Regions from separate parts of the Homo sapiens genome. Here region 2 is linked to region 1. Evidence: chromatin loops called from intact Hi-C (ENCODE). Cell type or tissue: PC-3. All regions are shown on one strand.

What was found. A loop is a pair of places that touch in the nucleus more often than their neighbours do. Peaks named below come from ENCODE experiments on the same cell type or tissue, not always from the same donor. Only the 100,000 strongest peaks of a DNase experiment are listed, where the experiment ranks them.
Region 2: it touches region 1 in a loop (11-fold over the local background); 14 of 110 quality-filtered maps call a loop at or near these places.

Annotation. Positions count from the first base shown.
Region 1 is chr18:74,893,289-74,901,288 of GRCh38, forward strand. The region is part of intron 7 of ZNF407 (zinc finger protein 407); the gene reads left to right. Among named protein-coding and RNA genes, the nearest start is that of ZNF407, 300 kb to the left of the region's middle. In PC-3, a CTCF peak has its summit at 3,300; DNase peaks (open chromatin) are centred at 3,313, 4,883 and 5,883; H3K4me3 peaks cover 418 bases; H3K27ac peaks cover 2,138 bases.
Region 2 is chr18:74,960,527-74,968,526 of GRCh38, forward strand. All of the region lies in intron 8 of ZNF407 (zinc finger protein 407), which reads left to right. Among named protein-coding and RNA genes, the nearest start is that of PTGR3, 240 kb to the right of the region's middle. In PC-3, a CTCF peak has its summit at 3,505 (motif pointing left); a DNase peak (open chromatin) is centred at 3,485.

The sequences.
Region 1 (8,000 bases):
TTAATGTGCATTATAAAGGAGTAATTTTTAATCTTTATTTAAAACTTCGGAATAATTTGATTATTAATGAAAGTAAATGGTTTGAACACTTTCTGTTCCTGGGACAGCTTCACCATTCTGTGTACCTATGAATAGGCTTTCTTTTACTACTGAACAAAAGGCAAGTTCACCTTGACCGGGAGTATAAAAAATTTGCAAAAGTTTGAATACTTCTGAAGTGAGAGACTTCGAATGAAATATGGTTCGAACAGATATCTTTACTTTCTTGTTGATGTGATGAAAAAAAGATTTAAAAATGAGCAGATAGTTAAGTTTCTAAGGATTGTTTTTGTTGCGTACGATAGTAGGAACAGGATCCCATATCTGCCTCACATAAATGTATTTGTTCACAGCATAAATGAATTTGAATATGTATTATTTTCATAGATTTAATAAGTCTTTAAGATGATCACATATTTCCTAAGAAGAAAATTGTTTATTTTCATATTTATCTCACTGGTTTATTTTCATAATATTTTACTGTTCAAAATATTTAACTTCTAGTTTTATGTTTTTATTTGTATAATATCAATAGATAAAAATTATTCCTGTGGAGTATTCCTATATTTGCCATTATTAACACTTAATCTGCAGGCAGCTTACCATCATTAGAAACTGAAATATTATTTAAGTTTCATTTGAAAATGTATTTCTCATTTTATAAATTGAACATTAGTGGAGAAATACTAGTAGTTATAATTATTCATGAAAAATACAAATATAGATTTGTTTACAAAATAACTTTATAATTGGTCTTTTGAACCTGAGGCTATTTTTCAAGTTTGCATTATTAATTTAGGCAATGACATCTCATTCTATTTAAATGTAAACGTGTACCTCCTTCATTAGCTTTTACTGTCTAAAATATCCAAAAGTCTAATCCATTACAAATCAGTATATTCAATCATTACTCCAAAACTTTTTTGCCATTAGTTACTATTCGTTATAAATTCAAAGCACAAATTGGATTCATAGAACACTGGTCTAGAATATTATTTCTGTAGCAAATTCTTTAGATTTGTTTCTGCATTAAAATGAAAAAAAATAACATTTTTCTATGTTTTTATTTTTCTTTGTTACATGTCACCTCTGTATTAATGAGAATGAAATAGAAAAAAAATTAGTGTGTTATAGTAAGTAAACGTTGGAATAGCTTAAAATTCCTACTTTCCAAAACATAGGGTTTTTTAATATTGAACTACATTGTGTTTCACTCATCACATTGGCTTCCACATCAGAGTGGATGTGTTTCACTTCAGTGGCCTCAACTGGGCTTTTGTTTATGTGAAACTTATTTCTTCCATTTCTTCTCTATGATTTATAGGGGATATATAATAAATGCATATTAAACAGTAAAGCACTGATAAGTCATGAAAAGTAACACAGAAATACTACCTGTAGTATAAAAATATTAAGGATAACCCTACATTGCACTTTAAATGTTAATTTAGTAAATTGCAGAAAACTGAAATGGCAAGCCAGACTCTGACAGTTTTATCATCTGCATATTGTGTCTCTATTATTGAAATTGGGATAGCATCAGTGTTCCTTCAGACTAGTTTTGGCCAGAGTTTTCCTTAACTGTGTCACTTCCTTAGTACTTCTAACCTTACATACCCTTTTTAATTTTTTTTTAACTATCTACATCTTTCTCTATTTTTCTTTTTTATTCATTACTTGACATCATAACCCTGAGTAGAAAGTCTGTATCTCGTGGAGCAGAAGAATAGAATCTGCAGTCCCTGCCTCATATTGAAGATTTACCTCGTCATTTTGCTAAATTTGTTGGAAATACACTTTGGGTATTTTTCCCCCTACTTATGGCCGATATAGCTCTTAACCAGTGTTAATGACTTCTACAAAGTACTTTTTCATCTTAAGAGGTTTTTTTTTTTTCTTTTTTTGGTGAGGGGAAGTCAAAAGATATTTCAAGTAATATTGTAACTCAGATAGTGATGCTCAACTAGAAGTGTGCTTACATTTTGTAATAGTCTCCAGTGTCTCTTTGATTTCACATCTAAACATTTTGTTGAGTATTTCTAATCAAATTTCTCAAGTTCTTACATGTGTGACTGGCACAGGGCAAATTTGCTGTTCTTTACCACCATTTGATATATGTATCGACATCCTTGAAAATTTTTGCCAAACATACTTTTAATTTAATAGAATTTTGTCTGAACTTTGCATATTGCTGGAAGCATTTTTAAGGAAGTTTTAAGATGCAATGACAAAAAAAATTGTATTTATAATTTTCATTTCTCCTGAAAGTTGAGTTTAATTTTTTAAACATATATTTATCTAAAATATCTCAGTTATAAAACATGTTTTTCAGGTCATAGATAACAGTATACATTTCTATACAGTTTTCTTGTATAAACACTTTATGTTGATAATGCATAGCTAAGTAATAAGGCAAGCCTTCTTAGATACTGTGGCATTAAGAATTCAGTATACAATGGGATTCATTGTTCTGTTCTGCCACTTGTTTCAGCAGCCTCCTGAGTTAGGGCGACTCACTCCACAGGGAATAATTTTCTTCTTTTGGATAATCTCTTCAGAGACTTTCAGTTTTCCTTTTGCTTCCTGTGCAGGCTCATAGGCTGTACCACAAGAAGCAGTGGATAGAACAAATGTGGTTTTGCCCCTGAATACAGACAATGAGAAAAAATAGATCTTGATCTCTGTAGCAGTATATTGTATTTGCTGAGAGAAGTGAAATTATATATACCAAAATGAACAGTACACAATCTTCCAGAGAATCAGAGGTTTCATTTATTTCTTTTGGGTGATTTTGAAGTTCTTAAAGAATAAAGGGATCCCATAAAAATAATCAAAATGAAAATGTCTAGAATTAATATTAGATATAATTGAGATTTGAAGCAGTTTGATCAATGCCACAAACCTGGTTTGATCAGAACAGACTTTAAATCAAAACTATTTTTGTCATTTAAAGTACCAGTCAACACGTTTCCATTATGTCATTTACCTCAAGTCTATATGTCTTTATATTTTACTCTATTGTAACTGCCAATCTAGTCGATGGAATAAAAATACAAATGTCCCAGGCTGAAAGATTACTTTGAAAGCCTAAAATTCCAGTTACTTTCCAAACTTTTCTTAGGCTAATAATGATTCCAAGGCCTTCTTCAAATTGTGATGAATTTCTGGAAGACAAATGTGTCCCCTGAACTGTCTGTGCAGTGCTTGCTCCTGGTCAGATCGCCCCTTCCTGCTTGTCACCTGCACACAGTTCAGCCAGCCACAGGTAGATGTCAGTGTGGTGGCTGGTTTGCGAAACTGTTTTGTCCTGGCAAGCATAAAGATTGCTTTGAAAGGTTCTCCTAGCTTGTGTCATGATGACACTTTATACCGGTGTACTCCCTTTCACGTGGAGTAGAAGTTCCTGGCAAGTTTAGGTGGGATTTTTTTGAGGGGTTCCCTAACAAAATAAAATGAATGTCCTCTTAATTGTATCATCTGTTCAGGTGTTCTATAATGAAGTGTGAATGTTGTACTATGTGTTAATCTATTCTTCCTTTTTTTCTGACAATTCTTTGCAGCAGAACTTGAGTTCTTCCTGAATGAAATATTTCCTAGTTTTCTCTGCCCATTTCATTAGTGAATTTTATCTCATCAGTTCTAATTTTTTATTTGGTTTTGTATTTTGTATAATGTTTTTTATCTAGTGTTACTTTCATATTCAGCTTGCTTTATTCATAATTTTCTTTCTTGCCCTCTAACACACAAGTACATAGGCTTTTTAAAATTTTTGTTTTCAGCCTAAGAGGCTCTGTGCTGATATAGCACAAGCATTTACACTAGGTCTTTAGTTAACATTGTTAAATTTTATCTTAAAAAACAAAACAACCTTGTTTAAGTAAAAGATCTTACAAACTTGAAAACAAATAGATTCCATAGCATTAAAAATTATAAATTGGTTCACATGTCTTTAAAAGAAAAAGAATCAGAGATCCTACTTTTTGTTGATCAGTTACAAATAAGTTGCTTTGTTTGTTGATGTAGCTTAAATAGGCATTGGGATCACAGATTAATTAGAAGAGTCATTTTGAACACAAAGTGACCATGCATTCCGTCTGCTATCTCTTTAAGTAGAATCCAGATAAACATGTTTATTAAACCTGCTGTTGTTGAATCGCAAATCCAGTCATTATAAAAGGACCAAAGCTATCTTTGGGGATGGTCTTTCTACAAGGAATTACTATGGACAGTCCCTTGGGTAGTAGTTAGATATATCTGTATATATTGTGGAAGAAAGAAAGGCCTTAGAGATGAAAAAAATAGAAAATTTTTTTTTGGGCAATAGTCTCTTGCATAATAAGTTATTCCTTAGACACTAGAGCTATTATCAAACAACAAAACACTTTACTATGTAACTATCTATATCTTCCAGCAATAGAAGCTCATACAGTGTAGCTTATTAGGAAAACTCTCTAATCTCCAGGAGGAGCTGACAGAAGTCACCTATGCATCCCTACAGTGTGGGGTTGGATGTAGACTCAGCTGTGGATCTGAGAGAAAATAACCCAATTTTTGCAAGTACTATTGGTGGAAAATAGCAACGACAGAATAACTTTGAAGTATATAAAAGTTTGTACTTTATGTACAAATCAGTTTTCACTAATTTGGTCAGAGTGCTAAGATACTAGTTATTTCATTTTATTTTCAGCTTCTTTGTTTCCACATATTCTGAAATATTGCCTGTCTGGAGCCTGTAGAAAAAATGTGAAAGACAGAAAGACAAACTTTGAACATTTGGAAAATGGTGATGCCGTCGTTTTTATGAAGCAGAGGAAGACAGAGCAGCTTATGTATCAGCGTGTCTGACTCATTCCACTCCCTCTAGGCATAAGATGCTGCCTTCTGTGTGGTAGCATTTATTGTGTATATTTTGGCTCATCCCTAAGAATTTCTTTAAGACAATATTATATCTTTTATAAATTTTACATCTTTGTCTTCTTAATTAGGGAATGTAGCACAAATTTTTTGTTGGATTTTTTTTCCTATTCATATTATTTTCGTACTTAACTACATTTATTAGAAGTTCTAGAAAAAGAACTACTTCTGAGGTTTTGTTTTGTTTTGGTAAAACAATGTTGCACTGTTGCCAGCTGCAGAACTGCAAGTGAGCAATAATTCAAATAAATTAGAATTCCTTATTCAATAACGCAGTGTGTAACCTGATACTTTTCTCTGTGGAGAATTTTAACCTAATATTAATCTTTCCTCTTTAAACTTTAATCTCTTATTTTTAATTATTATGGCCTGAATCTTTGTAAACAACCTAGTCCTCATTTTGTATCTTTAATATTAGCTAGGGCACCATTTGGAGATCTCTGTGTAGGTCTTGAGTGTATGTTGATTAACTTGACATGGTATTTTCTTTCAGTACATTTTGTTTCTTCATCTTAAATTACAACTTTTAACACATACATGAAATGTCATAAAACAAGACTTTTTTCCATTGAGAGAAAACATAAATTTCAAATTTTGTGCTTAAATATGGAAATTAATATTTTGGATTGAAGTGTCTGGGGGGAAAAGTGGTTGACATTTGAATTTCATAAATTTGTTCCAATCTAAAAACCTCAGATATCTTTGAGTTAAAAGTTTAAGACTCTGTTCCACTCTGCACTCCCAAATTATACTTTTCCTTTGATTTCAAGTTCTCTTTTTCACTCGGACAAGCCTGGATTGTAGGTCACATGAGATTCTGTGGTAAAAGACAGCAGGAAGTCTGTGTGGGTTTCTCTCCACTGTCCATGCTGGATGATCTGTTTCCCTCCAAAAGCAGTAGGGAGCCAGTGGAGGATGTTGAGCAGGAAAATGACATAATCACACTTAACTTTGCAAAATCACTGGTGCAGTACAAATAATGAGTCAGAGAGGGATCCAACAGGAGACAGGAGACCATTTAAAAGACAATTGCAAAGGTACACGCAGAAAATCACCTTAAACTAATGCTGTGATGGAAGGGCAGAGAGTGGCAGGTGATGGGAAGGTGAACGAATGGATCTGTGGGCCCAGTGAATGGACTGAGGGGAGGGTGACAGAGAGCTGCACGCCATCCTTCGGGTGTGCTGGTCAGGGCTGCTGGGTGAGTGACCGTGCCAGTCAGGGAGGTCCTCTCTCCTGGAGGAGGATGTCCTTTAGGAAAAGGATGGTCTGGGATGAGCTGCTTATGAGATGCCCATGTGATGTCCAAATGAAACCAGGTCAATAGGTGTATAGTTCCATACTAATCTATGTGGAACTTGATGTGATTGATGTTTTCCTTGGAAAATGTGAAAAAGTGAAACAAGAAGAGAGGCAAATAGCCTGTATGGGAGACAGAGAAGCAGGCTCACAGACAGGGGAGGGACCTCCAGGAAAGAGAGGTGTCATACACCAAGCAAAGAGTGGGCGGCGTGCCAGGTGTTGATGAAATAGGAGAGTGCAGCCCGCCAGCCACAGCCACTGGGTCTCAGATTCTCTTGGGAAGACCCGTTTTAGTACAGTAGTGAGAACAGAAAACAGGTAAGTGGAGAGAAGTGCAGAAATGATAAGCTTGCCTTTTGCCTGGTGTTCACAGAAACTTTGCCTTGAGGCGGCTCTGTGAAAACACTGGGCCAGAGGGAAAGACAGAGGGTGGCAGCTGAAGGCAGGTAGACGGATGCGTGCTGTCTTTGTGTTGGCATTCATTTGTTTGCGTAAAATCACTTTCTGAAATGTACTTTAATGTTTATGTGCCAAATGTTTAAATGTCCATTGAAACCGTGAGGCTGAAAACTGCATTATTCGTGATGGCTAGTACAGTGTATACGTGATTAGGGTTGGTGAAGCAGGGGCACTGCTAATAGTTAGATCCTCTGAGGACTTCTCAGAACACTCCCGAGTTGAGCCAGTGCCTCACTATTGTCCTGTGGGTCGTCTCTCTGCACATGGAGAACTGTGGCTTCAGGCCTTCCCTGTCATTTCATGTGGCTGCGATAAGAACTTCCCACCTTTTGGGGGTACTGCATGGCACCACATTTTATCTTCACTGTGGTCGGAGTTTTGAGTCAAGAAAACAGAAGCGATGTCATGGTATATTCTGTCTCCTCCCTACCTATACACCCCAAAAGGTGGGGTTTTATTTGCCACATGTGGAGCGTTCTTACAGAAGCTTGTGTTGACTGTGTTTCACTAATTTAACAAGCTGCTTGCTGCTAGCTAACAGTTTAGTGTAATCATGTAACAAACACTTGCTTTCAATATAGTCTTTTAAACTGCGACATCTTTTCTGTGACTAATTTTAAACAATTTTTGCTAATGTCTCAGGTTTTTCTAAGATCAGTAAGTCTAACAGGACCCTCTAATGACATCATAAGCCAGTTGAAGAGCACCCAGTCATTTCTCTTGATGACACCTGACTCCTGCACGTATTTACAGCCGTTCAATTTGTTTTCACCTATCTTTTGTTCAGCTTATTCCAAGTAGTTATGAACATCATGTTACATTTTACCAAGCATGAACTAAATTATATATTTTCTGTGTTCTTATGTGCTAAAATTTCTATTGAAGACTGTTTTAAATTGTTCCCTACCTTCTTCAAATTGCCGGTTTTTTTCTAGAAATATGTAATTCTCTTGGAGTGTGTCCTACGAGAGGAATGTGATAATAAGGATCCTGGCGGTGAAGTTAGTGTGTGTATAATGTGAACAGGGAAGGCAAACATATCACCCTGTAGGCTGAGATAGGGAACGTGATTTGTTTCCATGACTTAGGGTGCATTATAACTGCTGAGTGTTGGTGTCAGTTGTATTAAACCACTAAAAAGTGGAAATAAGTCATATATATGGCCCCACCGGTTGATGGATGCTATTTTTTGCGTTCACTAGCATTTTGTATGGGTTTCCTTTGATTCTGTTGGAATTGTTGCTGCTTCGTTTCATTATGAATTATGATTACCACAAGATTGTTAT
Region 2 (8,000 bases), 67 kb after region 1:
TAGGAGAAGGTCCTGAGTCAGTGCTTGGTGGAGGGATAGGAGAAGGTCCTGAGTGTGGACTGGGTGGAGGGATAGGAGAAGGTCTTGAGTCAGTGCTGGGTGGAGGGATAGGAGAAGGTCCTGAGTCAGTGCTGGGTGGAGGGATAGGAGAAGGTCCTGAGTCAGTGCTGGGTGGAGGGATAGGAGAAGGTCCTGAGTGTGGACTGGGTGGAGGGATAGGAGAAGGTCCTGAGTGAGGACTGCATGGAGGGATAGGAGAAGGTCCTGAGTGAGTGCTTGGTGGAGGGATAGGAGAAGGTCCTGAGTCAGTGCTGGGTGGAGGGATAGGAGAAAGTCCTGAGTCAGTGCTGGGTGGAGGGATAGGAGAAGGTCCTGAGTGTGGACTGGGTGAAGGGATAGGAGAAGGTCCTGAGTGAGGACTGGGTGGAGGGATAGGAGAAAGTCCTGAGTGAGGACTGGGTGGAGGGATAGGAGAAGGTCCTGAGTGAGGACTGGGTGGAGGGATAGGAGAAGGTCCTGAGTGAGGACTGGGTGGAGGGATAGGAGAAGGTCCTGAGCGAGGACTGGGTGGAGGGATAGGAGAAGGTGCTGCTTTCCCATTTTACATCTTCTCTAGTTTATAGCCTCTTTTTGTAGATGGGAGTCTTTTAAATGCTTTCCATTCATTAACTTTTTAACTTTACATTTGTTATACTCCTTTAATTCTCACAGTAAGTCTTTGTTAAAGATACTGCCTCTATCTCCATATCACATATGAAGAAACAAAGTCATTGAGATTTGAGATCAGTTGTCCAAGATCACGGTGACCTAGCAGATCATGGTGACCTAGCAGATCATGTAGGGCCCCAGCCATCTAACTGTTGTGCTGTAAGACAGAAGTGGTATATGCCACAACACAAGTTTATAAAGCAGCCAGACGCAGTGGCTCACACCTGTAATTTCAGCACTTTGGGAGGCCAAGGCCGGGGGATCACTTGAGCCCAGGAGTTTGAGACCAGCCTGGGCAACATGATGAAACCCCATCTCTACAAAAAATACAAAAAATTAGCTGGGTGTGGTGACGCGTGCCAATAGTCCCAGCTACTCGGGAGGCTGAGGTGGAAGGATCATTTGAGCCCAGGAGACGGAAGCTGCAGTGAGCCAAAATCAAGCCATTGCATTCCAGCCTGGCGACAGAGACTGTCTCAATTAAAAAAAAAAAAAAAAGTTTGCAAAGTGCCCAGATAATTGCAGTAGAATGAGGTTTCTGTGGTTTTTAGCTGGGTTGAGAAATGTGTTCACCAATCTTGAACATGTGAATTACCCACCCACCCACTCCCTACATTCTCTTCCCAAGTCTGTAGTGCTTCGGATCAGACCCTAACTTGCACTATGAATCTCTCCTTCTGTGACGTTTTGGGAACAGCAGCAGTTGACTTTGGCCATGTGAAGGGTAACACAGAAAAATACGTTCATTAGGTTATGTATTTAATCAAAACTAGTTTTCATGGAAGTTTAGAAGGCCATTTCCTTTAGCCATTTCCTTTGTTTTCATTATTCATTTAATAAAGACTTTAGTAATGATGCTTGTTTTTTATTTTCTTTATTCCTTGCTTTTGACATGGTGTCAGTGGTGTGTTTGCTCATCACTATCTGTATCCTATACATCAGGGACATTTTCATGTCATTGAAATGGAAGCAACACAGAAACTTTCTTTTGAGTGTTTCCTAATGTATGAAAAATTCCCTTTGGTGGTTTTACTGTATTTACTCAGGGACACAATGATTTCCTCAAATACCCCAAACTGTAAGTATCTTCACAACAGCCCAAAACATTCAGCATGATATAATGTCATTTGGCATACTCTCTCATCTTAAACATCTGTCAGATGCATACTGACATGGCGTGGGCCCCTGTTTCTCCAGCACAGAGGACCCAGGGGCTAGAGCAGGATCTGGCCCACAATAGACATTTCCTAGGTGTCTCTGTGGGAATGGATGGGCCTAGGCCCTTTGTGAACTGACCCCCGCCACTCTTGGGCTCATTCCTCTTCATTCCTTCCCACATCCTGCGCCTCAGCCCTCTTGAACTACGGGTATACGCCAAATATGCCATGCCCAGTCCTCCATGTCTCGTCTCCTAAGGCCTTGGCCTTTGCACACATACAGCACCCTCTTCCCTCTCCTGGTGCTGGGAAGCTGAGCCGCTCTGATTCCAAGAGTCAATTCTGAAACCCTTCTGAGTGGACACAGTGCCCTACCTACCTCCCTTCAGCACTTACGTGCTCTGTTGAAATCACCTGGTTGGCTGTCCAGCTCTCCTACTGTAAACTCTTTGAAGGCCTGAGACTCGGCTGAGGGTTTTGATGAAAGAATTAACAAATGAATGAATGAATGCTGGCAGTGTCTATGTTCCTGGCTGGAAATCTTATTCACCTGAACAATAGATGCCTATCATTCTTGTATACAAAGAGATTATCCTGCTCTGACAGTTAATGCATGGTCTTCATCCCACATCAGCCCCTTCTTCCAGCAGCCACATAGAATCATTGGAGCTCCACAGTTCTCCCCGGTTTCTTTGTAAAATCCAATCGCACTTTCTTTAGCTCTAATTTTTCTCTCATTTCCATTGACTAACCTTCATTCCTTTTTTTTTTTTTTTTTGTCCTGAATGGAACATTCCCAAGTACTGCAACAAACCATTGGGTTATGCATTGCCTTTAAATATCCAGTTCACTCCATATCTGACTTTTCACATTATTTGTAATATGAGTAACAGTGAAAGCCAGTGAAGTATGGTCCTGTGTAATAATTCATTAATAACTTTGGAAGTGATTACTTATTTAATTGTCTCCTTACAACTGTACCCATTTGGTAGAGCTCACTGGACCTGCAGGTTATCGGGTGGTAATATTTTCAGAGCATCATGTTAGTAATCCTTACGCCCTTGTTACCTTTCTTGGTCAAACCCTGATACATTGTTAAGAACTACTCGATTTTTTTTTAATCCATGTTTTACATGTTACAAAACAATTTATAAAGAACTCTCAGTTTTCTGCATTGTAGTGGACCCAAATTTTATAGCAAAATCTCCTCATTTATGCAGCAATCTTAGAATTTGTTAAGAAGAGGAAATGTTCATTGAAAGCAAATTATTCCACATTTTATTGTTTTTACATTCAGCTTTTTAAACAACACTATTATAAAACAATATCTATGTTACTTTTTAAAATTTCAGATGGCTTATACTTTAATGGCTTTAGAATAATTCCATTTTGTTATACTTTGCAGATTTTTAACTAGAGAATTTAATATATGAAAAAAGTGTTGCAACAATTATCCCATCTTTTCGTGGAAAATTCTATGCCTGTAAACATATTAGCAAAGTGTCTATTTCTTAGTTGAGTTTGAATTGCTCTTCAGAAAGAGAAGCAGCTGCTATTAACAGGCCTCATTACAGCTGCCTCTTGACCTTGAGTGAATAGAAATATTTGTGGCGCCCTCTTGGGGAACAGTAATGTCTTTTCCAGCCATGGTCAAACTTGTCAGTGCCTGAAACCTCTATTGACCGCGCCTATCACGTGAAGCCTACTTGGACAGGCGTTAAGTGTAAGACTAGGAGGCAGAGCAGTTATATAACAGACTTTCATATGTAGCTCCCACTGTCGTGTACATGGATCCCTGGACCCCAAATGGATGGGATGTGGTATTCTAGTGTCTGGCCATGTACTAAGCACTGAAGTCACAGTCCTTGTGAGGGATCATGTTATAGGGGTAGGTAGCAATGCACACTGTACCCATATGCACATGCATCTCTTGCCACCTGATCTTTGAGTTTATCTTACAAACATCAGCTTTATGCCCTCTCAGGATTTGGGGTGGTTGGCAATAAAATCACTAAGCAAATGAATGAAGAAAAATCTGATGATAGTTTCAAAAGCACTTTTTTTGTTTGTAACCTTGGAATTTCTTGTATGTATAATACAATCAAAATTTATCCATCTTGCTTTGTCAAGTAAGAAAGTACTACAAATGAATCATCTGAAATGCTTGATTCAACAACCTATCATCCGGGTTTTTTTTTTTTTTTTTTTTGGGTCTTCTGAACCAATATTATAACCAAACTTTTAAATTGTTGTCTTTTTTCTTTTTCATTTCCTGGTTTTAAATATTTCATTGTTGACTTTTATTACATACATTTAATTTCATTTGCATTCTACAAACAAATGCTGAATGTTAATATTTTCTTGCTTTTTGATCCATAGGATTCATTTTTGTAACCAAGATTTCTCAAAGTGTTGCACAGAACAGACAGTTGATATCAGAAGCACCTGGGGTGGGTGTCTGCTCCCTACCCTCCCTTTAGATGTCTGCTAAAATTCAGAGCCTATGTGAAAAACTAGAATGGCTTCTTGTATGGCACAGAGATCTGCATTTTCGTGTGTATCTATATGATTGCCTTAGCAGTAGAAAGAACCTCTTCATTTTGGGTCTTAGATATAGTGTACGTGTAGTCCCATTTTTTATTTTAATTTTTGTGAGTACATAGTAGGTGTATGTATTTATGGCATACCTGAGATGTTTAGATACAGGCATGCAATCATGGAGAGTGAAGCATGCATCCCCTCAAGCATTTATCCTTTGTGTTACTAACAATCCAATTATACTCTTATTTTAAAATGTACAATTAAATTATTATGTACTATAGTTACCCTGTTGCACTACCAAATGGTAGGTCTTATTTATTCTTTCCAATTTTTTTATACACATTAACTATCTCTTTCTCTCCCCACCCTGCCATTACCCTTCTCAGCCCCAGGTAACCATCATTCTGTCAACTGTCTCCATGAGTTCAATTGTTTTAATTTTTAGATCCCACAAATAAATGAGAACATGTGATGTTCTCATTTATTTCTGTGTCTGGCTTATTTCACTTAACATAATGACCTCCAGTTCTATCCATGTTATTGCAGATAACAGGATTTCATTCTGTTTTATGGCTGTATAGTACTCCATTGTATATATCTACTGCATTTTCTTTATTCATTTGTCATCTGTTGATGGACACTTAGGTTGCTTCCAAATCCTGGCTATTGTGAACAGTGTTGCAACAAACATGGGAGCACAGATATCTTTTTGATGTATGGATTACCTTTATTTTGTGTATATACCCAGCAGTGGGATTGCTGGATTATATAGTAGCTCTACTTTTAGTTTCTTGAGGAAGTTCCAAACTGTTCTCTGTAGTGGTTATACTTATGTTCCCAACAACACTGTTTAAGGGCTCCTTCTCTCCACATTTTCTTTGGCATTTTTGTTGCTTGCCTTTTGAATATAAGCCATTTTAACTGGAGTGAGATGATGCAATATCTCATTGTAGTTTTGATTTACATTTTGATTGATGATCGATGATGTTGAGCACCTTTCCATATGCCTGTTTGCCATTTATGTCTTCTTTTGAGAAATGTCTATTCAAATCTTTTGCCCATTTTAAAATCAGATTATTAGATTTTTTTCCTTAAGAGTTGTTTGAGCTTCTCATATATTCTGGTTATTAATCCCTTGTCAGATAGGCAGCTTGCAGATATTTTCTCCCATTCTGTGCATTATTGCTTCACTTTGTTGATTGTTTTCTTTATTGTGCAGAAGCTTTTTAACTTGATGTGATCACATTTGTCCATTTTTGCTTTGGCAGGCTGTGCTGGTGGGGTATTTCGCAAGAAATTTTTGCCCAGACCAGTGTCCTAGAGAGTTTCCCCAGTGTTTTCTTGTAGTACTTTCATAGTTTGAGGTCTTAGATTTAAGTCTTTAATCCATTTTTATTTGATTTTTGTATATGGTGAGAAATAGGGGTCTAGTTTCATTCTTCTGCATGTGGATATCTAGTTTTCCCAGCACCATTTATTGAAGAGGCTGTCTTTTCCACAGTGAATGTTCTTGGAACCTTTATTGAAAATGGGTTCACCGTAGGTATGTGGATTTGTTTCTGGGTTCTGTATTCTGTTCCCTGGGTCTGTGTGTCTGTTTTTATGCCAATACCATGCTGTTTTGGTTACTGTAGCTCTGTAGTGTAATTTGAAGTCAGGTAATGTGATTCCTCCAGTTTTGTTATTTTTGCTTAGGATAGTTTTGGCTATTCTGGGTCTTTTCTGATTTCATATAAATTTTAGGATTTTGTGTTTCTGTGGAGAATGTCATTGGCATTTTGATAGAGATTGCATAGAATCTGTAGATTGTTTTGGGTGATATGGACATTATAACAATATTGATTTTTCCAATCCATGAATGTGGAATATGTTTTCATTTTTTGATGTCCTCTTCAATTTCTTTCATCAGTGTCTTAAAGTATTCATTATAGAGATCTTTTACTTCTTTGGTTAATTCTTAGATATTTAATTTTATTTGTGGCTATTGTAAATGGGATTACTTTTTAAATTTATTTTTTATGTCCCAAATTTTTAAAGAAAGGTAGAGGCCAGACACAGTGGCTCACACCTGTAATCTGAACACTTTGGGAGACTGAGGCAGGAGCATCACTTGAGCCCAGGAGTTTGAGACCAGCCTGGGCAACATAGGGAAACCTCGTCTCTACAAAATATTTAAAAAAGTATCCAAGCATATGCTTGTGATCCCAGCTACTCCGGAGGCTGAAGTGGGAGGATCACCTGAGCCTGGGAGGTTGAGGCTGCAGTAATTGTGCTGCTGCACTCCATCCTGGGCGACAGAGACCCTAACACGAAAAAAGAAAGAAAGAAAGACGGATTTGTTTTAATCTCTTATAAAGTATAAATCTTTCATAAAAATGCCTTCCATTTTTAAAATTTGAGTAAATGACATTAAAAATTCTAAATACTATCATTTAAATTGTTGTCAGTGGCCATATTAGTGTCAATATTATTGCCTCCATTATTTAACTGATCTATTTTTGTTGCAGTTTTAGTACTTAAAAATTGCCTCTTGTTTCTGACAGTGAATTATTGTATGGAAACGTGGGTCTTTTTTCTTTCTGTCTTGCCTCTTCAATCATTACCATCCATTTTCTTATTTCTTTTCTGATTCCAGAGAACATATCCCAGGCTGGTCAGCAGCTGTTCCTCTTCCTCCTGCCTTCAGGCAGGTCTTGTCTATGTGCATGCTCATTAGCAAACTAACTCTCACCTAATTTAACTCAATCAGCAAGTCAAGGAACATAGAAACTGAACTGTTTTAGAAGTGAAAGTCATGTTCAAATAACGTTGTTCAATGTTTTGCTAAAGGAAATAAGACACAAGTTATGAAGTGATTTGCGTGCTGTTTCTTAAAATTGACAATGGGAGGGTTATAACTCAAATTTCTGGGACCTAAAATTATAATTTGGTATTCTTTCCACTATACTGCAGACCTTTGAGCTCCAACCTACACAGTCTCTTGACTTAAATTTTATTGTCTTTCCCAGGGCTCCACTGCTACATTTGTTCAATTGTCTATGTTTTTTTGTGTGCTTGTTTTCATTTTGGTTTGTTCTGCTTGATCCTGACTACACTTAAATTATCTAGGGGTGGGAAGAAGTGACTTGAGGAGCAAGTCCTGGACATCAGTGACCCAATTTGGCCTCAGTATGATATATTATGTGGTCATCATAAAGGCTGGGGTGCTCCTTTTGGAGTATGTCTCTTTGTATAGTTTCCGTAGTGATTGCTTTAGGTATTAGCATATACATGCGTGACCTATCCCAGTCTCATATTCACCACTTTGAGTGAGGTATGGAAATCTCACTTCCATTTAGGGACCTTAACTTCCCAGCTTTTAAATATTGTAGCCTTGAATATAGTTTTTGCTTCAATCTCAAATGTGATTTATAAATCTCAAATGTCCATGAGGAGGACAGTGGGCCCCCATACTTCTGCTTCTCTTGTTTCTTTTCCTACCCTGATGACCCAAGATTTATTCTTTTGTCATTTCTTGTGTTCGAATAACTCCCTTTAACTAGAATTTTGCAGTAGGTCTAAAGCTTTTCTGGTTTTCCTTTATGTGAGGATATT